Linked DNA regions of Homo sapiens: region 2 is linked to region 1. The links are chromatin loops, found by intact Hi-C in ENCODE. Cell type or tissue: Caco-2. All regions are shown on one strand. Each heading gives the region's core, and the rest is flanking DNA. Links, peaks and the distances in the headings are about the cores only. Region 1 overlaps HADH (hydroxyacyl-CoA dehydrogenase). Region 2 has its middle 13 kb from the start of LEF1.

The links. Hi-C counts contacts between places; a loop is a spot of excess contacts. Peaks named below come from ENCODE experiments on the same cell type or tissue, not always from the same donor. Only the 100,000 strongest peaks of a DNase experiment are listed, where the experiment ranks them.
Region 2: a loop joins it to region 1, with 8 times the contacts of the local background. A loop is called at or near these places in 6 of 110 quality-filtered maps.

Annotation. Positions count from the first base shown.
Region 1 is chr4:108,012,496-108,023,422 of GRCh38, forward strand. HADH (hydroxyacyl-CoA dehydrogenase) reads left to right here. Exons shown (of 8, transcript NM_005327.7): 3 at 1,936-2,093; 4 at 7,045-7,171. Among named protein-coding and RNA genes, the nearest start is that of HADH, 28 kb to the left of the region's middle. In Caco-2, for the core only: CTCF peaks have their summits at 6,248 (motif pointing right) and 6,453; a DNase peak (open chromatin) is centred at 6,276.
Region 2 is chr4:108,176,919-108,187,845 of GRCh38, forward strand. No RefSeq gene overlaps it. Among named protein-coding and RNA genes, the nearest start is that of LEF1, 13 kb to the left of the region's middle. RefSeq lists enhancers at 9,381-9,882, 9,883-10,382. In Caco-2, for the core only: a CTCF peak has its summit at 4,978 (motif pointing left); no DNase peak of the experiment used is centred there.

The DNA.
Region 1 (10,927 bases), core at 2,099-10,098:
CTGTGTCCGGTTTCTATTGGCTGGGACGGGACTTCACATTCAAATGTATTTGTCTTGATTGGCTAGCAACTTAGAACTTTTTGAAAGAGGCAAAGGCAGATGAGAACAAAGGAAGGAGGAAGTAACTTGTGGAATGCTGAGAAAGGTAAAAACACCTCTAAATAAGGAAGAGGAACAGGCTATGACCTAATGCCCACTTGGACCAGTATAAGCATGCCAGGGCAAATATTTAGGCTAAATTGTGGGAGCTAAGAACATAAAGTACATTGATTTCTTTATTACAGCTAGCAGATATTGAAGAATGTTAACAGGTCTTAGAATAAATTTTGCTTCTAAGAAAAGTTACTATTTATTCTTAATTAGATGGGGAGGAGAGTCTCTTTGAAGAGGAACTTCTACTTTACTTTTTACATTAAGATATTCTTCACCTGTCCCTTATATTCTTTTTTGTTGAGACGGAGGAGTCTTGCTCTGTAGCCAAGGCTGGAGTGCAGTTGCGCGATGTCGGCTCACTGCAAGCTCCACCTCCCGGGTTCACGCCATTCTCCTGCCTCAGCCTTTTGAGTAGCTGGGACTGCAGGCGCCCGCTACCACGCCCAGCAAATTTTTGTATTTTTAGTGGAGACGGGGTTTCACCATGTTATCCCGGATGGTCTCGATCTCCTAACCTCGTGATCCGCCTGCCTCGGCCTCCCGAAGTGCTGGGATTACAGGTGTGAGCCACTGCGCCCGGACCATCTGTCCCTTATATTCTTAATTGTAGTGGGACCCCATGCAGGGGATGTTATGAGGAGGGTCCAGACAGATGAGATTATAAGAGCCCTGGGCTGAGGGTTGGAGTCTAGGACAGAGTGAGTTTGACCCAGATAGCCTGCATTTTCTGCTTGTTTACAGACTTTCAGCTAATTGTCTCCTTGGGCTGAGTTTCTGAGCCACACCCTAAAGATAAAAGGATGGCCCCTATGCTCAAGTTGCTCAGCTCTGGCTAGCTACTCCTCAGAAGTCTATACTCCTGAGGTTTCTCTCCTCTGCCAGGGACACCACTGAGGAGGGAGGTGTCAGTTTCTCTGCCTAGTTGACATACTATGCTTATCTAGCTCTATACTGACCACCAATATAATAGCTACTCACAAGTGGCTACTGAGTGCTTGAAATGTGGCTAGTCTAGATAGAAATGTGCTCTGAGTGTAAAATAGACACTAGATTTTAAAGCTATAATAGGGGAAAAATATATAAAACATCTCAATATTTTTAAATATTGAGTACCTGTTAAAGTGATGGCATCTTAGATATATTGGGTTAAATAACATTAATTTCACCTGCGAATGTCTTTTCCCTTTTTTTAATGTGGCTAGTAGAATATTTCTGTATAACAGCTGAGATCTAGCTGCTTATTCCATGATGATTTTGGATGCCTTTGCTGATTATGACTATTTTGATGCCCTGTGGACAAATTACACTATGAAATAAAATGGCGGCTTATAGAGGCACCATCTCCAATTCTGTCCTTATTGAGGTCTGTGGAAACCTGGAGTCACAGGAGAAAAATGAGGAAACGATGAAAACTACAGGCTCTTTGGCAGCAGAGGCTGTGTCTAGCTTGTTTCGGAAACAACAGTTTCAGGCATATGACAGACAATAATTATTTGATAAATGCTAAGTCGGCTTTCTTACCCTGGCTCTTGCCCTTGCTCTAATAGGAGCTAGTCTCTGCTTTTATTAGAGAGGAATAGTCAGCACCACCTCAAGACTAATGGATGGCAGGGAGCTATGGAAGGATAAATTACAGGCTTCGTGGACACTTTGAGAACAGATAGGGTAGGCCAATACAGGTGCTCTGAACACCCAGTTTGCTAACTGGAGCAGAGCTAAGAACTTGAAAGATAATTTCCAGTGAGCCCGGTGAATGTTCTCTTCTTCCTCCCACTGCATTAGGCCGGCGATGAATTTGTGGAGAAGACCCTGAGCACCATAGCGACCAGCACGGATGCAGCCTCCGTTGTCCACAGCACAGACTTGGTGGTGGAAGCCATCGTGGAGAATCTGAAGGTGAAAAACGAGCTCTTCAAAAGGCTGGACAAGTTTGCTGCTGAGTATGTAACCTCTGGACAATCTTCTTTTTTTTTTTTTTTAACCTTATTTTTGTTTTTCATTTTTATTTTTTGTTTTTATAGATTTGTGAGTACAAGTGCAGTTTTGTTCCATGCCTATATTGTGTAGTGGTGAAGTCTGGGCTTTTAGTATACCCATCACCCACATAGTGAACACTGTACCCAATAGGTAATTTTTCAACCCTCGCCACCCTCCCACCTTTTGAACTCTCCAGTGTCTGTTATTTCCCTCTGTACATCCATGGGTACCTGTTATTTAGCTATCACTTATATGTGAGAACATATGGTATTTGACTGAGTTGTTTCACTTAAGATAATGGCCTTCACTCCTGTTCATGTTGCTTCAAAAGACATGATTTTATTCTTTTTTATAGCTGAGTAGTATTCCATGGTGTATATATGCCACATTTTCTTTAATCAGCCATTGATGGACACTTAGGTTGATTTCGTGTCTTTGCTATTGTGAATAGTGCTGCAATAAACATATGAGTGCAGGTATCTTTTTGATAGAATGAGTTTTTTTCCTTTGAATATATACCCAATAGTGGGGCTGCTGGATCGCATGGTAGTTCTGTTTTTAGTTTTTTGAGAAATCTCCATACTGTTTTCCTTAAAGGTTGTACTAATTTACATTGCCACCACCAGCATGCAGGGGTTCCCTTTCTCCAGATTCTCACCAACATCTGTTGGTTTTGACTTTTTAATAAAAGCCATTCTGACTGGTATCAGGTGCTAAACTCATTGTGGTTTTAATTTCCATTTCTCTGTTGATTAGTGATGCTGAGCATTTTCTCATATGTTTATTGACCACTAGTGTGTCTTTTTTTGAAAAATATCTGTTCATGACCCCTGGACATTCTTGACAGATTCTGAGGGGTCCCTCCCTGGGCCTTGAACTTTCCTCCTTGTTTATTGCCTTCTCCCAGGAAGGGATCCTTTGACCAAGTTTATCCACCTCCCTCTCTCCTACCCCACAGCTATTTCAAGAAAAGCCAATATGGTTTCCGTTGTTCTCCATCCTCCCACTCCCAGTTTGCTTCTGAAGCTTGGGCTGCTGTGATCTGATCCTTGTCCCAGATGCGTGTAGAATTACCCATGGTAACATGGAGGGGTCCATCCAGGGACAGGCCTATGTTTCTTGAAGTGTGTAGGTCATGGATACTCCTATGCCAGAAGCTGCTCTGACGTTCCTTGGTTCATTTCACACTGGCATCTAGAGGCTGCAGAGACATCTGACAGCAGACAGTTAAGGACATGTAGGGTACTTCTGTGCTCCACTCTCGGGCATAGGAGTACCCTACGTGTCCTTAACTGTCTGCCAAGGACCCTCAGAGCAGTTCTGTGTTTCCTCCTTTTTTGGATGGAGCAAACAGAATGGTGTAATTGAAGGGAATGCCTATAGACAGAGAGGACTTTCCTGTTTTGAGCTTCATCTGGGTTCAATCGAAGTACTCTTGGGAGTGTTAAAGGAGCATTGACTTCTTAGCTGGCTGGCTTCCTGGTGGAATTCTTCCTGGCAGAATGTACCTTGGGATCCAGAGCCTTCGAGTGTGTGACACCTGACCCACTGATCAGTGCTCTTCTAGTGACTTGTTTGACTATATTTTCATGCTTCTTGGTTGGAATTGAATGGCAGAATAAGATTATATGACAAAAGCAATTCTCAGGGCACTTCCGGTGGGCAGTGGCTAAAGAGAGTCACTTGCATACCAGCTTGTCGGAATGTTAACCTTCAGAGATGGGTGGCCTTGTGGCCAGAGAGGCCCTGCCCCTGACAAAGAGAAGAGACTTGCCTTTCTGTCATCTGTCCATCACTGCCAATCAGTGTCCTCGTGCATTTCACACTGGCATCTAGAGGCTACAGAGACATCTGACAAAAACAGAATATACTTGTGGTACCGGGACTGGCTCCCAGGCCAGCAGGGAGCCCTCTGGGATAATAAACAGCCACCCCAAAAAAGGGAGTTTTGTCAAGCAGTTTGATCTTTATTGAAAAGATTGGTCGCTCTTGGTGACAGTGAAAGGCCTGACTGCCCTCCATTGTCCATGTCTGGTACAGAAGAAGGATCACTGGAGAAAGTCAGGAGGCCTGGGCCTGGTGCTGACCCCCTCACCACCTCCAGCCTTGGAAAGGTCCTCAGTTTCGTCATCTGTAATGCAAGTTGAGGTGATTGGGGTAAATAATTTCCTAGACCTTTCTGGCTCTAACTCTCTAAGACTAGCTTCCCCCATTTGTAAAATAGGAGCAGCAGCACTGGTACCTATTGTACAGAGTTGTTTAGGAAACTCATTTCATTTAGCTCACATTTCCTGAGTGCCTGCTGTGTATCAGGCACTACACTAGGCTCTTTAACCTGAATTGATGCAAAACAGATATGAGGTGTGAAAAGAAGGCATGACCCATAGTCATACCAAAGATGTGACTTTGCTGCTGACCTTCTCCACCTTTCTTGGCACTGTTTGTTTTTGTTTTAGATCACCACCATTATTGAATGCTTGCTACAATTTTTAAGCAGCCGTATTGAGAGGTACTTTACTGACAAATTTTACAGTTCGATCCTATAATGGGAGAAGAAAATATAGTCAAGTGATACATTTCGGGTTGGAAGCCCTGATGAAACAGTTGCATCCTGGAGAGAACATGACTTCTCTAGCAGCAGCCTAAGACACACAAATGAAAAGTATGACCAGACGCACAGGCAGCCAGATCGAAGTCCTGACTTTCCCCTTTAGACAAAGTACAGACTCTTGAATCCTTTGCCATCCCCACCAACCCTCTTGTCTTCTTTATACTAGGGTCTGGGGCCATTGCTAATAATCACTGTGCTTGTGTTGTCGATTTTCTTTTAGAACATTTAAGAGAAAAGTAGTTTTTTTGGTACCTGAGTGTCCGAATGAAAAAAACAAAAGATGGTTCAAGACAAGTGTTTCCAGGAACATGTAAGAGTACTTTTTTTTTTTTTTTGAGACGGAGTCTCGCTCTGTCGCCCAGGCTGGAGTGCAGTGGCATGATCTTAAGCTCACTGAAACCTCTGCCCCCCAGGTTCAAGCAATTCTCCTGCCTCAGCCTCCCTAGTGGCTGGGATTACAGGCATGCGCTACCATGCCCAGCTAATTTTTGTATTTTTAGTAGAGACGGGGCATGTTGGCCAGGCTCGTCTCGAACTCCTGACTTCAAGTGATCCACCTGCCTCGGCCTCCTAAAGTGCTGGTATTACAAGTGTGAGCCACCGTGCCCAGCCCAGAGTACATTTTGTTTGTGGATGAAAAGACTGTCCTATGTGTTTAGTATTCTCTGAAGACAGTGTGAGACTTTTAGGAACAAAGTCAGCCTGACCCTGTTGGGAGAGGCAGAAGCAGAGGTCTGCTGGGGAGAGATCATTTCCTCCTTCTGATAAAATGTGCCAGAGTGCCCTGGACTGGTGATACCTGGAACTGGGCTCTGATGTCACTTTATTTTACCAAATGTGCCCAAGTTTCCCCTTTTTGCAGGTGAATGGCCCTTCAAACATTCTACAAAAAGGGGTATTACGATTGTAATACTAATCTTTAAAATAACACTTTCTTTTCTTAACGGGAGTGTGGAGCCACAGCTGGCACAGCCTTGGGCCCAGGCTGTCCCTGCTCTGTTTTTGTGGTTCCAGGTGCTTGTGGTGCAGGTTGTGTGGTTGAACAGTGCTTGTGTTGGCCACACACATTGTTATTGGAAGAGGATCTTTTTTTCATTACCTTCTGTAATGGGGAATAGTTTATATTATTTTCCCCAATGACCAAAAGCAAGAAACTTTGAAAACTGAAATTTTAAGACCTTAAAACAATGTCATTTTTTTTTTAAAAAGGAAACCCTGGCATTTAAATGGCCTACCTTGGAAGCTGTTGGAGAAGGTGGATGTGCTCATACCTGGAAAGAGAAGGCTCTCCGCTGCCTACCCACACTGGTCTCGCCTTTTACCTCTTTTCCCTCCTTTCCAAATAACTGGTTTCTTCTCCCTTCTCTTCCTCCTCTCCTCCCACCCGCCCCTGATTTGAGCAGATTATAGTATTGCCTGTTAGGTAAGCAGAAACCCCCAAGCCTGGTCAGTAAGGGATCCTTTCCTTTCCTGCCCTGTTACAGTCCATCTTGGTTGGAATCAGCACCAGGCCTGTTTGTATGTTTTTATCCGCAAGGTGGCGCTGCAGGAAAGCCTGGAAGTCAACCTGTTTAAAGCTTTTCCTCTCATGCTTTTGGCACGCCACTTTACTGTGGCCTTAAAGAACTAAATTTGGTTTAAGTCAGTATGGATTTTTTTTAATGAATAAGTTAATGTCTTATATATGCATATGCCTATATCCTCTTTTCCCCATATCTACCCATGTAACCTTAAAATTTTTTTGAACCATGTTGGTGTTCTTGTTTTCATTTTAATTCCCATTCAATTGAAAAATAAAGCTTTTCACTTCAGGGAAAATATCTTAATTCACGTTTATTATCATATGTTTCTGATTGAGGATTTATGTGTTCATTTAGAATTTTGTTGCTTTTAGGTGTCTTTCTTTCATTATTTTTTGATCACTGAGTTTCGTTTGTGACTGGGGTTGGTTAAGTAGCTTGATCAATTAGCCACCTCTTGTTATCTCACATACCTTGGAAGTTAACTAATACAAGTAGGTAGGGGAAATTTTGTTCTGGAAAATCAAGGAAGGATTGGTGAAGGTTAAATACCTCTTCGGAACAGGAAATTCCAATTTTATTTCAAATTTAAAAATTTTTAAAAAGCTGAAGTCACTTGATTTCAGCCTCTTATATGAAGATGTGTCTTCTCCCTCATTCCCCCAATGGGTCAGGACAACAGATGTGGCAGTAAGCAGTCACCTTGTGCATTGCATCCAAGAGTCATGCTGTTTTGAAAGAAGAGATTCACTCTGATACTCCCACTATATTTTCTCTTCACAGACATACAATCTTTGCCAGCAACACTTCCTCCTTGCAGATTACAAGCATAGCTAATGCCACCACCAGACAAGACCGATTCGCTGGCCTCCATTTCTTCAACCCAGTGCCTGTCATGAAACTTGTGGAGGTCAGTGGGTGTCAGCTTGTGTGTGTCTGCCCGCTCTGCCAGCTCTCTCAGTCCTGCTTTTCTGTGTTACACCAGCCCTGCCACCAGTTGCCTAGGATGGGTTTTAACCTGAGGGTAGAAGGTTGTCCCTGAGCCTCATATCTAGGAGGGCTTCTATGCTTTGTTTCTTCACAGCCCTGTGTCTTGCTTAGTGATATCCAGAAAGGCTGTTAACTTTGTGGAATGTCATTTACTTATTTGTGCCAGAGCTGATGGGCAGTGCTGAGAGGCATCAGAATGGGAAGGCAGCACTAGAAACCGTGGGCTGGATGGGACCACACAGAGGGCAGCTACATGTGTTCATATTATCTCGTCGAGGTCAGCTTGCCCATGCTGTAAATGCAGTTCTCATTAGATACACTATACTAGCTTGTCCACAGTTCCTGGGGTTAATTCTGACCCCATGTAATGGTGCCTTAGCGTTGTCCCCAGATGAGGTACATCTCCTGTGCATTGTGATCAGAGCTATTAAAACCAGCTCCCATTGGGTGCGGCGGCTCATGCCTGTAATCCTAGAACTTTTGGAGGTGGAAGTTAGTGGATTGCTTGAGACCCAGGGGTTCAAGAACAGCCTAGGCAACATGGCAAGACCCCATTTCTACAAAAAATAAAAAATCAGCCAGGGGTTTTGGTGCACGCATGTAGTCTCCAGTACTTGGAAGGCTGAAGTGGGAGGATTGATTGAGCCTGGGAGGTTGAGGCTGCAGTGAGCTGTGATTGCACCACTGCACTCCAGCCTGGATGACAGAGCAAGATCCTATATCGAATAAAAAAACCCTAAAAGTAAAAAAATAAAACCAGCTTCTGATAGCCTTGAGCCTCCTGACCATAAACCTGGAAGGTGGAGCGGGGAGGCAGGGAGGGCTTCCCCAGCATCCTGTTTGGAATGCTTGGAGACTCCAATATGTTGGAGTTGGAGTCACAGTAGGCAATTTGCACCTGAAATGGGACAACTTGCCTTTTACAGGGTCCTAATTACAGGGTCTGAGGAGCAGCCGCTATTAAAGTAGCATTTGTTCTGAGGTTGAGGAGTTATTGCCCTGCGAAGTGTGGGGGACGCTGATGCTGCCATGTGGGTGATGTGGGGCCAGGCAAACCTACACACACTGGCTGTGGCCTCTCTGGGAGTGTGTATCGTCTGTTTTCTTCATTATTGCCTTTTCCAACTACCTTTTCCTTCCTTTATCCTCCTCATTCCCTCACCACTACTCAGCATAAGCATTTTTAATAAGTCATAATAATGACCATTTTTTTTAGCATTTTCTCTCAAGTGACAACTTTGACCATCTTGCAATGGGACTTTTTCTGTCTTACTAACATTGCTTCTCAGCTTCCTCCTATTTTCTCCTATCCCCTAAGGCTGATTTTTTGAAGAAATTGAAGAATGAAGGGGAGGGATTTGGGGAACAGAAGAAACAGCATTTAACAGCTCTTATCTCATGCAGATTAAGAGCAAAGAAGTGGCATGCATTTCCAACATTTCAGTACTTAGGGACTAGTTGATTTCTTTAGTTATTATATTGTATATATAAGTGTTTTGGAGATAGGCACATTCTGTAGATTTACTTTAATAATGTTTTCAACTGCATTTATCTGGTAATGTATGCTTTTGTCTTTGGAAATGTAGTGTGTTGGTTGTTAACAGCTGATGTTTAGCAAATGCTACTATTTTTTAGAAAGTATTTTGTAAAAGTGTTCTTCTCTATTCAGTTTTTATTGTTTAACTTTAGCTCTTCCTTGTGTTGCTGGTGGTGTACACCAAAATAACTTGTATAATAAGCTAAGTGGCTCCTTTACTTAGGACTGGGCTCATTTAAATGTATATATATATGTATTTTTTTTCAGACTCTGTTGGAACTAGGAGCAGCGTATCTGTACAAATTACTGTTCGTTGAATGAATGAATGAGTGAATAAACATCCATCTCTCCTGTTTAAAAAGAAACAAACCTTCACTATTATTAACTCCCTTAAACCAAAAACTTAATTTGAAAACTCCATAGTCAGCAGTGTTTGTCCCCCAGCTCAGTCTGTGGTTTTGATGGAGACTTTTTAGACCTCCTTTCAAACAGCTCTGGGATTCTGTTTGATTTGTGGTACCCGCAGGGTGGCTTCTGGTCTTTCTCGTCCTGCTCCTCTTCTCCATCTTCACTGTGTCTTTTCCTGTTTCCATCCATTCACTTCTCTTGATGTCACGACATGACACCATGGCCCAGGCTGTGATCACACGAAAACAGGAGTGAGAACTCTTCTTTGTTTATATAGCACCTTTCATCCCTGCACAGACACTAGCTCATTAGTTCACCGAGTCAGACGGCCCTCTTGCACAGGGAAGACATGCCCATGATCCCCATTCCAGAGAAGAGAGGTGAGGCAGTTGCCTAAGATCCCATGAAGGGTCTAAAGTAAACCCTTTGACTCCGATTGAAGTTCTTTACTGGCCTTTACATTTTACATATATATATGTGTGTGTGTGTGTGTGTGTATGTGTGTGTGTATGTGTGTGTGTGTGTGTGTGTGTATAGTTGAATGAATGAGTGAATAAACACGCATCTCTCCTGTTTAAAAATATATATATATATACTTCATCTGGTTCTTTCCATTTACCATTACACATGAGTTCTCTAACTGCTTACTGAGGGCTGACTGTGCCGGGCATCGTGCTTGGTGCCATCCCCTACAGATGCCAGTAGGGCAGCCCTTGTGCCCTTGCCTGTACCTCACAGAGGTCAGGAGGGCTGCTGGAGCAGGTGGCAGGCCCCGCTTGCTGTAAATGAAAGCCTTCCCCAGAAGGATGAGTCTGTTCTGAAGCCAAGGGGCCGCTGGCCTCTAGAGCATCTGTGTGGCAGAGGGTGGAGTCATGGGAGAAATACTCAGGAATCCAGGAGAACTGTCACTTGGGCAAATTACTCACTTTCCTGGGGCTCCTCCTCCTCTATAATAGAAGATCAGGTCCCACGTAGAAGACTTTAAGGGCAACCATCATATACTTCCAGACTTCTAATAATTAAATAATGGAAGTCAGCATTTATTGAGCATTTGTGCTTAGGCTTTGTGCTTTACTCCCAATGTAATTTCATTCTCACCTCAACTTCCTGAGGTGAACAGAGTGATTTCAGTGTCATTTCAGTTTCAAGAAACATACTCAGGGTCACACAGCCAGTAAGTGGTGCAACTGAACCCAGGCTTGTCTCAACAACAAAGCCTGTAAAACTGTCCTATACACACACGTACACACATACACTTGTATTTTAAGCCGTGATTTTGTACATTCTACAGTACACTGTTGTCTTTTTTTTTTTTTTTTTGAGACGGTGTCTTGCTCTGTCACCCAGGCTGGAGTGCAGTGGCATGATCTCGGCTCACTGCAACCTCCACCTCCCAGGTTCAAGCAATTCTTCTGCCTGGGCCTCCCAAGTAGCTGGGACTACAGGCACATGCCACCATGCCCAACTAATTTTTGTATTTTTAGTAGAGATAGGGTTTCACCATGTTAGCCAGGATGGTCTCGATCTCTTGACTTCATGATCTGCCCGCTTCAGCCTCCCAAAGTGCTGGGATTACAGGCATGAGCCACCACATTTGGCCTCTGTTTTAAAATAGTCATTTTGGGAAATACATTGTTTCTGGCTTGAGATTCCTACTTCTATGCTGAAACTCAAACTATTTTTGTTGCCTATATGGAGCCTTTTGATCAATCATTCCTTGAACCATTCTAC
Region 2 (10,927 bases), core at 1,060-9,059, 160 kb after region 1:
AGGTTAAATTGGCAGAAAGCAAAGGACAGAGATAAACTACTATCCTATGAGGTTAGACGGTAATTTTTGACTGCCAGTTCTGATAACCCCAGACTCCCAAATATATTTTGAGATTCATTTGAATTACCGAGATATTTGATTTTTGCAGTTCAAATTACTAGGATAATTTTTTACATTGTTTTGCTTTGTATCTCACAGTGGCTGAGTAAGACAGACCTTGTTGAAGCTCTAACTCTCTCACTGTTAGCCCTCCCTGTCCTGCACCTTTGCAGTTGCCTCCTAATGAGTCTCTGGCTTTCATTCTTTTTTTTTTCCGAGACAGTCTCCCACTATCGCCCAGGCTGGAGTGCAGTGGTGTGAACTCGGCTCCCAGGTTCAAGTGATTCTCGTGCCTCAGCCTCCCAAGTAGTTGGAACTACAGGTGTGCACCACCACAGTTGGCTTTTTGTATTTTTAGTAGAGACAGGGTTTTGCTGTGTTGGCCAGGCTGGTCTTGAACTCCTGACCTCAAGCAATCCACCCACCTTGACCTCTCAAAGTGCTCTGGCATCCGTTCTTGCTGGGTTCCATGCATGCCCCACAATAGTCCATGCCTCATAGAGCAGCCAAAGTCATCCTTTAACATTTCCTACTTGTGGCTTCCAAGTCCCTATGTGAGCTGTTACCTGGCTTCCTCTTGCTCACTGCTCTCTAGCACCACTGGCTCTCCAGCTGTTCCTTCAGAGTGCAAAGCACATGCACGCACGTGTACACACACACACACACACACACACATGCACACACACACACACACACTATACACCTCAGTCCTTGTTGCCTCTGCCCAGAAGCTCCTGGCCAGGTAGATGTTCACAGGGCTCACTCCCTGACTTCATTCAGGTTCTGCTCAGATAGTCCCTCCTTAGAGCTTGTTATCTTAAAAAATAGCCATCCCCCCAAACCTTCTGCCTTCACTCCAATTCCGGTCACTCTCCATTTTTTTTATGGACTTCATCTTCTTTTACTGTCACTGCTTGGCCTATTTTTTATACTTACTTACTAATTAGCTTTCTTTCCCACTGGTTCATAAGTTCCATGAGGGTAGGGACTTTGCTTTGTTTTATCCTTACTTCCTGTGGCAGCTCTTGGTGCATAGAAAATATACTAGCAAGGTGTGTAGAAGAATAAATTAACATGCCTTTGACAACCTCAGGTTTCTTATCTGGAATACTTCCCTTATGGAAGATTACAAATAATTGTTATAAAATTACCTGGCATACAGTAGATACACTCAGTAGGTGATAACTGTAATTATGCAGATCAGCACTGCCAAATGAAATATAATGCAAGTCACATATGTAATTTTAAAAAGCTAGAAACAGATTAAATTAATTTTAATAATACATTTTATTTAACCCAAATGTTGAAATTATTACCATTTTAATATATAATCATTATGAAAACTTACTAATGAAAGATTTTACATTCTTTTTTCATATTAAGTCTTTGAAATTCAGTGCAGTTTACTTACAGCAAGATTCAGTTCTTTTTTTTTTCTTTTTTGTCTTTTGAGACGGAGTCTTGCTCTGTGCCCAGGCTGGAGTGCAGTGGCACGATCTCGGCTCACTGCAAGCTCCACCTCCTGGGTTCACGCCATTTTCCTGCCTCAGCCTCCCGAGTAGCTGGGACTACAGGCGCCCGCCACCACGCCCGGCTTTTTTGTTGTTGTTGTTGTTGTATTTTTAATAGAGATGGGGTTTCACCATGTTAGCCAGGATGGTCTCGATCTCCTGACCTCGTGATCTGCCTGCCTCGGCCTCCCAAAGTGCTGGGATTACAGGCGTGAGCCACCGCGCCCAGCAACTTACAGCACGATTCAGTTCTAACTGGCCACCTTTTGAGTGCTTGAGTGTGGCTAGAGGCTACTGTATGCAGTCAGTCAACTGTTTAATGACAAGTTTTTGTCAGATTCATCTTTGTAACCCCCATATTGCCTTACACATTTCCCTCAAAACAGTAGTTGATCAAAAATGTATCAAAGAATATCATAACAATATATTGTTATATACTATTTTTCATGGCAAATTCAGACTTTCAACTTATTGGAGGGTGAAATAAGTCTTGGTGAAGTAACTTGAGATTATAATCATTTTAAGTGTATTATAACAGTGCTTTGCCCATAAGAGAGGTGTGCAATGAATAGTTGTGGTTCTCGTGTGTTGCTGAGTTGAGTACTTTTCTACATTGTAAATAATAGATTTACCATTGAACTTTAGGAAATACATAAGTTGAAGGTTTTCTGTATCATATTCTCTAGAATAACTTTCTCCTCCCTGTAAAACTGCCAAACCTGCACTTCTATAAGAGTCATCCAGGATCAAAAGTTTCTCCAGAAATATATACCATGGAGAGTGCCTACTCCCACTACAGATTTCATTTTCAGGTACAATTCCTGAACTGCTTCTTGGTACACATGGGCCAGATATAATAGTAAGTCTATTCTGTCCTATGCCTTGAGTTTTCACTAAAATGCTTTAATAAGGCATTAGCCTTAGGCCTAGCAAATTCTTTTAGTTGCAAAAGTCATTCCCCTCCATTTCAGAGATTTAAACCTGATGCAATAAGAGGAGGAAGATGAACAAAAGAGCAGGGTCATTTTCTGGAAGAAATGGGTAAAGACTGTTTGTTGAGAGATGTACCTCTAAAGCCTTGATATGCTTTTATGGTAGAGAAGTATTACATAAACATACTATCCTTACTGTGACTAAAAATGACCCATAGGCCAGGCACGGTGGCTCACACCTGTAATCCCAGCACTTTTGGGAGGCCAAGGCAGGAGGATCACCTGAGGTCAGGAGTTCGAGACCAGCCTGGCCCATATGATGAAACCCTGTCTCTACTGAAAGTACAAAAATTAGCTGGTCGTGGTGTCAAGCGCCTGTAATCTCAGCTACTCAGGAGGCTGAGGCAGGAGAATTGCTTGAACCCAGGAGGAGGAGGTTGCAGTGAGCTGAGATCATGCCCTTGCACTGCAGCCTGGGTGACAAGAGCGAAACTCCATCTCAAGAAAAAAAATAAAAATAAAAGTGAACCATAGATTTTCAGTGAAGTACAGAGAGTAGGCTGGGCACAGTGGCTCACACCTGTAATTCCAGCAGTTTGGAATCAAGGCAAGAGGATTGCTTGAAGCCAGGAATTCAAGACCAGCCTGGTCAACATAGCAAGACCCCATCTCTAAAAATAAAATAAATTAGCTGGATGTGGTTGTGTGCGCCAGTAGTTCCAGCTAGTCAGGAGGCTAAGGCAAGAAGAGCACTTGAGCCCAGGAGTTTGAGGCTTCAGTGAGCTATGATCATGCCACTGCACTCTTGCCTGGGCATCAGAGTGAGATCCCACCTCAAAAAAAAAAAAAAAAGAAGAAAGAAGGAGAAGAAAAGAAGGAGGAAGAGAAGAGGAAGAAGAAGAGGAGGAGAAGAGGAACAAGAAGAAAGAATTGGAGGAGGAGGAAGGAAGAGAAGGAAGAAGAAGGAGAAAAAGAAAGAGGAAGAGGAGAAGAGGAAGCAAAAAGAAGAGGGAAGAGAAAGAAGGAGAAAAAGAGAAGAAAGGAAGAGAAGGGGAAGAAAAGGAGATGAAGAGGAGGAAGGAAGAGAAGGAAGAAGGAGAAAAAAATGGAAGAGAAGAGGAAGAGGAGGAGTAAGAGGAGAAGAGGAAGAAGAAGGAGAAGAAAACAAGGAGGAAGAGAAAGAATAAGGAGAAAAGGAAGAGGAGAAGAGGAAGAAGAAAAAGGAAGAGGAAAAGAGAAAAAGAAAGGAGGAGGAGGGAAGAGAAGGAAGAAGAAGGAGAAAAGTAGAGAAAGAGGAAGAGGAGATGAAGAGGAAGAGGAAAAGAAGAGGGAAGAGAAGGAAGAAGGAGAAAAAGAGAAAGAAGAAAGAGGAAGAGAAGAGGAAGAGAAGGAGTAAGAGGAGAAGAGGAAGAAGGAGAAGAAAACGAGGAGCAGGGAAGAGAAGGAAGAAGGAGAAAAAGAAGAAAGGAAGAGGAGAAGAGGAAGAAGAAGACGAGGAGGAAGAAAAAGAAGCGTTTATAACTTTGAAAAACTTGGAAAGGTCTAGCTGTGGATTTGTGAAATTCTAATATAGCTTGATGGTGAAATACCACACAGCTTTGATAATGATGCTCAATTATTTTTATTCACATGAAGATATTAGTGATACATTGCTAAGTTAAAAAATAAAGTTATAAGAGAATAAATGCAATCATACCTCATTTTAAAAAGTTTATGTTTACAGATCATTTATTAGAATGTAAACTCTATGAGCAGGGGCACTGTTTTGTTTACCTCAGTATATCTGATGTCTAGAACAATTCCTGGCACAAAGTAGGCACTTAGTCAATATCTGTTGACTATATCTGGAAGGACAGACAGTAAGATACTAATAGTAGTTTTCTCTGAATAGTGGAGATTTTTTATTGAGTTTTTTATTGTTTGTGCTTTTAGAAATTTCTTTTTTTTTTCTTTGAGACAGAGTCTTACTCTGTCACCCAGGCTGGAGTGCAGTGGCACAATCTCGGCTCACTGCAACTTCTGCCTCCCAGGTTCAAGCGATTCTCCTGCCTCAGCCTCCTGAGTAGCTGGGATTACAGACGTGCGCCACCATGCCCGGCCAATTTTTGTATTTTTAGTAGAGACGGTGTTTCACCATGTTGGCCAGGCTAGTATCAAACTCCTGACCTCAGGTGATCCACCCGCCTCAGCCTCCCAAAATGCTGGGATTACAGGCATGAGACACCGCACCTGGCTGCATTTGGAAAATTTTATATGCAATGAACCAACATTTTTAAAGTAATAAAATATAATTTTAAATGTTATGTGATAAAAATATCTTAAAAAGTGAAAGAGCTGATCTTGGGTAATTTTGACAACAAAAATTAGTAAATCACAGAAGAAGAGTATCAGGAACTGGGGGCAGTATTGGAGCCACTGCATTATAGCAGACACAATTTCAGGGCCACCTGCTGGTCATGCAGAGGTCAATATAAAAGGGCTCTGACAGTTTATAGCAAGCTTGTCCAACCCATGGCCCACAGCCCACATATGGCCCAGGACAACTTTGAATGCAGCTGAATATGAATTCGTAAACTTTCTTAAAACATTATGATTTATTTTATTTTTTAGCTCATCGGCTATTGTTAGTATATTGTATGTGTGGCCCAAGACAATTCTTCTTCCACTGTGGCCCAGGGAAGCCAAAAGATTGGACACCCCTGGTTTATAATGATCAGAAAGATGGGCTGTTTTTTTTTAAGGTAATAATTTAAACACAATGAAATGTGTAGGTCTTAAGTGTACAAAGTATACAAATACACACGTGTGTGTGTGTTTTAAATCGGGCAGCTCTGAGAGTCACAGGTGATTCTGAAAGACTCCCCAGAGTGTTTTGATTAATATATACACCTGTGAAACTATCACTCCATCATGATATAGAACATTTCAGTCATCCCAGAAATTTCCCCTATGGGATGAACTTATTTCAAAGCAACTTCTTAAGCTACATTTTTGGTGAAATGACATTTGTTGGTAGTTTGTGGTTTTCTTGCTGGTTGCTTCGGATATATTCCTTAACTCTGTAATTTATTTTCTCTATCTGAACAACTTGTCACCTTAGAGTATCCCTTTCTAGAAAACATGCTAATACTGTAATGTACTTAATAGGAAGGAGAGAAATGGAACTCAGGTTATTGGATTGGCTATCAAAGTGCTGAATTGAAACACTGACCAAGTAAATTGCATGAAATAATTTGTATTATAAACTGTTTTTCATTGTAGTAAGTGAAATGTCTGTTGTCTTAACGACTGACAGTCGGAAGAGGTCTTGGTTTGCTCCAGACATGGATGTTTGGGGAAGGGTATTAGGGGAGCAAGTGACTAAGGACCTGATGGGGTGATTTCCAGAGGCAGCTGTGTGCCAGAGACTTGGGAACATGAGGCTCTTTGGTGGGTGCAGAAGCGCAGGAGAGCAACGTGGATTTGTGCATGCCCCCTGCACATACCTTCTAGGCTTAGCATTCCTCTGGCCTCTGTCGGTTCAACATGTGGTTGAACACAGCAAACAGGAACATCTTTTGGCTGTGGCACAATATTGTACTTACTGTAAAAAAGATAGCATTTCCTGAATTTCTTTTGTGGGAAGTGTTAAAAAATACAGATAGGATGTATTTTTTTCCCCCTTACTGTGAAATAGCTGAAGTTCATCTCTCTTTCTCTCTCTCTCTTTTTCTCTTTCTCTTTCCTCTCTGTTTCTAAGGTGAAGATAAACCTCAACTTCCAGGAAGGGAAAAATTTAATTAACTTAAATATGGGCTCAAAGGTCCATGCCAAAACAATGTGATCAATACATAGGTTAAAATTGTCCTAAAGAGGACTATGGAATGGATTGCAACATGGTTCAGGTCAGATGACTTCTGGGATTACTAGCCTGGTAGTCCAAAAAGACATTGCATGCTGTGAGGGAAATAAAAACAATAATGCGAAAACAACGTTAAGGATCTACTCCAAGTATGGCCCACAAAACACTCTTGAGCTGCTTGCTGTTGCGCCCCTGTGCGTTTCATCCCTCCTGCTCTCTTCGTCAACCCTACAGCATGTGGGGTGTGAAATCACTTGAGAAACTGTTTCCACTGGTTTGCTATGAGAATTTCATAGTTTGACCCCTGAAAATGAAGGGAATTAGAATTGATAGGAGGGATGATTTGGTGCCCAAAGTGGTGAATTGGTGCCAGAAGGTCACCTGAGTAAGAAATGCCTTTGCCTGGTGGCTACGTAAGTTAGAAATAAGTGAGCTGAAAATTAAAGTAAAAAAGGTTAATTTCTATGAGAATATCAGTTGGACAGACAGCAATTAGATAAGGTACAATCTAAGAAGTAAAGCAGGAGAGAGAGTTTACTTAATAACTAAATATTTACTTTTATCTCTTTCACTCACTTGTAAACCAAGATAAGCCTGTTTGTTTTCTATATAAGAGTTAATGCTCTATGATTAATTATATTCATTATTCCAATAATAGCAACAATGAGCTTTAAATGAAAATCATTGTCATTATGTCTATTTATTTCTTGGTTGCAAATTGAAAAAATATTGAAAATCAAATGGACATTGTACATTATTTACTAAGAATATTTCACTTACTGTGGATGATTTAAAAAAAAACTATTCTGTTTCACTTAATGCTTCAAGTGAATTACATTTTCTGCCTCTCACATTTGAATACAAGGCTGTTATCTTAGGGCTCCCAGCACTGTGGAAGAAACATTTCATGGAAGTAACTCTATTTCAGCTGTAATGTCTCTTTCTGCTCCTTTTTTATTGAAGAAAAAAAAAGAAGAAAAAGAAAAGAAAAAGAAATAAAGCAATAATAATTATATTTCTAGCCCAGAAATATGATCCTTTGAATAAAACTCTGCCCTCACTTTCAGTTAATCAGAAGATGAGTGATATCCTATTTCTTTATAGTTTCCTCTAGTCTTGGTGAGATGAAAGAGGAATTTGCAATCAAATAAGAGTGGTATTGCAGACATTACAACTAATTTATATAGTTAAAAACTCAGAATTGTATCCAGATCTGACCAGGAACATGACACAAGATTTAATTTAAAAGGAAAAAGGGGACAATTTCTTTTTTTTATTTTGGTAACTCAATTTACATTGTGCCATGACTCAGTAATTATGCTGCAAGCCTCACTGTGAACACTGATGAATTGACTTTGTGTCCATCTATTATGTTGACACTGGATTAAAATAGAACTAACTCCATCATTCAGGTTGGAGAAAATTCAGAAGTATTGCTTACTCCTCTTTTCTTTCTACTGTCTCCTTTTTCTCATGTTCCAGATTATTGGTGCCTCACCAGAAGAGAACAGAGGAGAGACTTACTGACTTACATAAAACATTCATTAACTTACCATAGAGACTACATATGCAGAATATCCATCACATCTACCCCACATACTGTAGTATGTAGCCAATATTTTGTTCATGTGAAAAGTAGAGAATTACACCAATCATTTAAATAACTTAGGTAAAACACTGTTGAAGAAAAACTTTATTTAAACCCAAATTAATTAATTCAAAAAGAGCTAATATTCAATCGTGCTTTATTTTGTCAAGGAAATAATTAGACATTTCTTTAGGTTCCAAGCAGTACTGAAATCATAGGCACAAAGTGGGTAGCAAATGAACATACATTCCTCCTCTGCCTTCTCTTTGGACCACATTCCAGGCATGCTTTTTGCCCCAGCTCTCCACCAAAACTGCTAAATCTGATGGTCAATTCTCGTCCCCCTTATTTGACCCATCATCAGCATTTGACACAGTTGATTACACTTTCTTCAAACGCTTTCTTCCCTTACTTCCAGGATGCCATCAGCTTCTGGTTCTTTCCGGATCTCCTTGGCTCTTCGTTAGTCTCCTTTGCTTGTTTTGTCTTCCTGACCTCTATGTATTTGGTGGAGTGCCCCTACAGCTCAGTCTCTCACCCCCTTCTCTTTTCTATCTAATTCATTTCCTGATGACCTCATCCAGTCTCATGCCTCTGAATATATTATAAATGCTAACAACATTGAGTTACATCTTTGGCCTAGACCTAGCCCCAGATTTACAGACTTACATATACAGCTGCCTACAAACCTCTATTTGATGTCTAATAGGTATGTGAAATTCAGCATGTCCAAAACCCAACTTATGATCTTTCCCCAAATCTGTTCCTTCATAGTCTTCTCTGTCTCAGGAAATGGCAGATCTATTATTTCAGTTGCTCATGCCAAAAGCTTTAGAGCCATCCTCACCCTTCTCTTTCTCTCACTCCCCACATCCAATCTATCTACAAATTCTTTTGTTGTTGTTATTGTTTTTGAGACAGAGTCTTGCTCTGTCGTCCAGGCTGGAGTGCAGTGGTACAATCTCTGCTCACTGCAACCTCTGCCTCCCGGGTTCAAGCGATTCTCCTGCCTCAGCCTCCTGAGTAGCTGGGATTACAGGCGTGCACCACCACACCCAGCTAATTTTTTATTTTGTATTTTTAGTAGAGATAGGGTTTTACCATGTTGACCAGGCTGGTCTTGAACTCCTGACCGCAGGTGATCCACCCGCCTTGGCCTCCGAAAGTGCTGGGATTATAGGCCTGAGCCACTGCCCCCAGCCTTATCTACAAATTATTTCCCTGTGAAATATAACCAGAACCAGCTACTTCTCACCAGCCTAGTTCAAGCTGCAATCATTTTTCATCTAGATATTTATCATAGCCTCCTAACAGGTCTCCCTGTTTCTACCATGCTGTACCTGCTATTGTCTGCAAAGCTCACAGAGTGATCTTAAAACTATTGATGACAAGCCAAATTCTGTAAAATATTTAAAGAGGTTTATTCTTAGCCAATATGAGTGACCCAGGCCTGGGGAACAGTATTAAGAGGTCCTGAGAAAGTATGTCCACGTGGTTGGGTTACAATTTTTTGGAGTGCAGTGGCACGATCATGGCTTACTAAATCCTCCACCTTGTGGGCTCAAGTGATCTGCCCACCTCAATTTCCTGAGTAGCTGGGACTACAGGCACACACCACCATGCCTGGCTAATGTTTGTATTTTTTTTTTTTTTTTTTTTTTGAGACGGAGTCTCGTTCTGTCGCCCAGGCGGGAGTGCTGTGGCGCGATCTCCGCTCACTGCAAGCTCCGCCTTCCGGGTTCACGCCATTCTCCTGCCTCAGCCTCCCGAGTAGCTGGGACCACAGGCGCCCGCCACTGCGCCCGGCTAATTTTTTGTATTTTTAGTAGAGACGGGGTTTCACCGTGGTCTCGATCTCCTGACCTCGTGATCCGCCCGCCTCGGCCTCCCAAAGTGCTGGGATTACAGGCGTGAGCCACCGCGCCCGGCCAATGTTTGTATTTTTTGTAGAGACGAGGTCTCGCCATGTTGCCCAGCCTGGCCTCAAACTCCTGGGCTCAAGTGATCCGTTTGCCTTGGCCTCCCAAAGTTTTGGAATTACAGGTGTGAGCTGCATGTCTGGCTGCAGTTAGGTTTTATACATTTTAGGGAGACAGAAGATATCAACAAAGACATAGATCAATACATGCAAGGTATACATTGGTTTGGCCCCAAAAGGCAGGACACGTCATAGTATGAGGGGGTTACTTATAGGTCACAGGCGGATTCAAAGATTTTCGGATTGACAATTGGTTGAAAAAGTTAAGCTTTGTCTAGACTTGAAGTCAGTACAAAGACACGCTAGAGTCAAGATGCGGGGAGGATTGTGAAATCCAAGGTTCTTGTTATTTAGATTAAACCTCCAGGTAACAGCCTTAGAATAGATGGTAAATGTCTCTTTTCAAAACTTTTCGAAACAAAACTCTCCTTTAGTCCCTTTTAGATCCAGGAAAAACTAGAAAGGGAAGGAGATTTTCTAGAGATGCAAATTTCCCCGAGAGAGGGCTTTCTAGGGCCATTTCAAAATATGTCAAAGAAATATATTTTAGGGTAAAATCACTTTATTTCCTTCAGAGTCTTCTATCTCATGTGATGCTATATCAGAATCAGGTTGGAATTTGGTAACTTATTGCCACAAAGAGTCTGTTTCTGTCAGTCTTATGATCTCTATTTCAGTGTTAATGCTGGTCAGTTGTCCTAAACTCTAGAAGGGAGGGGTATAACCAGGCATGCCTGACGTCCCTTCCTCTTATGGCTGGGAATTCAGTTTTTCGTGTTTCTCTGGGATCCCCTTGGCACAGAGGGGGTCCATACAGTCAGTTGGGGGGCTTGGCATTTTTTTGGTTTACAAACTTAGGTCAGTTTATGTCCCTCCTCTGCTCAGAATGCCCCAGCAGCTTACCATTTCCCAATGTTCTGCAGGATCCTGTGTGATCTACACCCACCTCTTACTTTTCTGATCTCATCTCTCACTGTT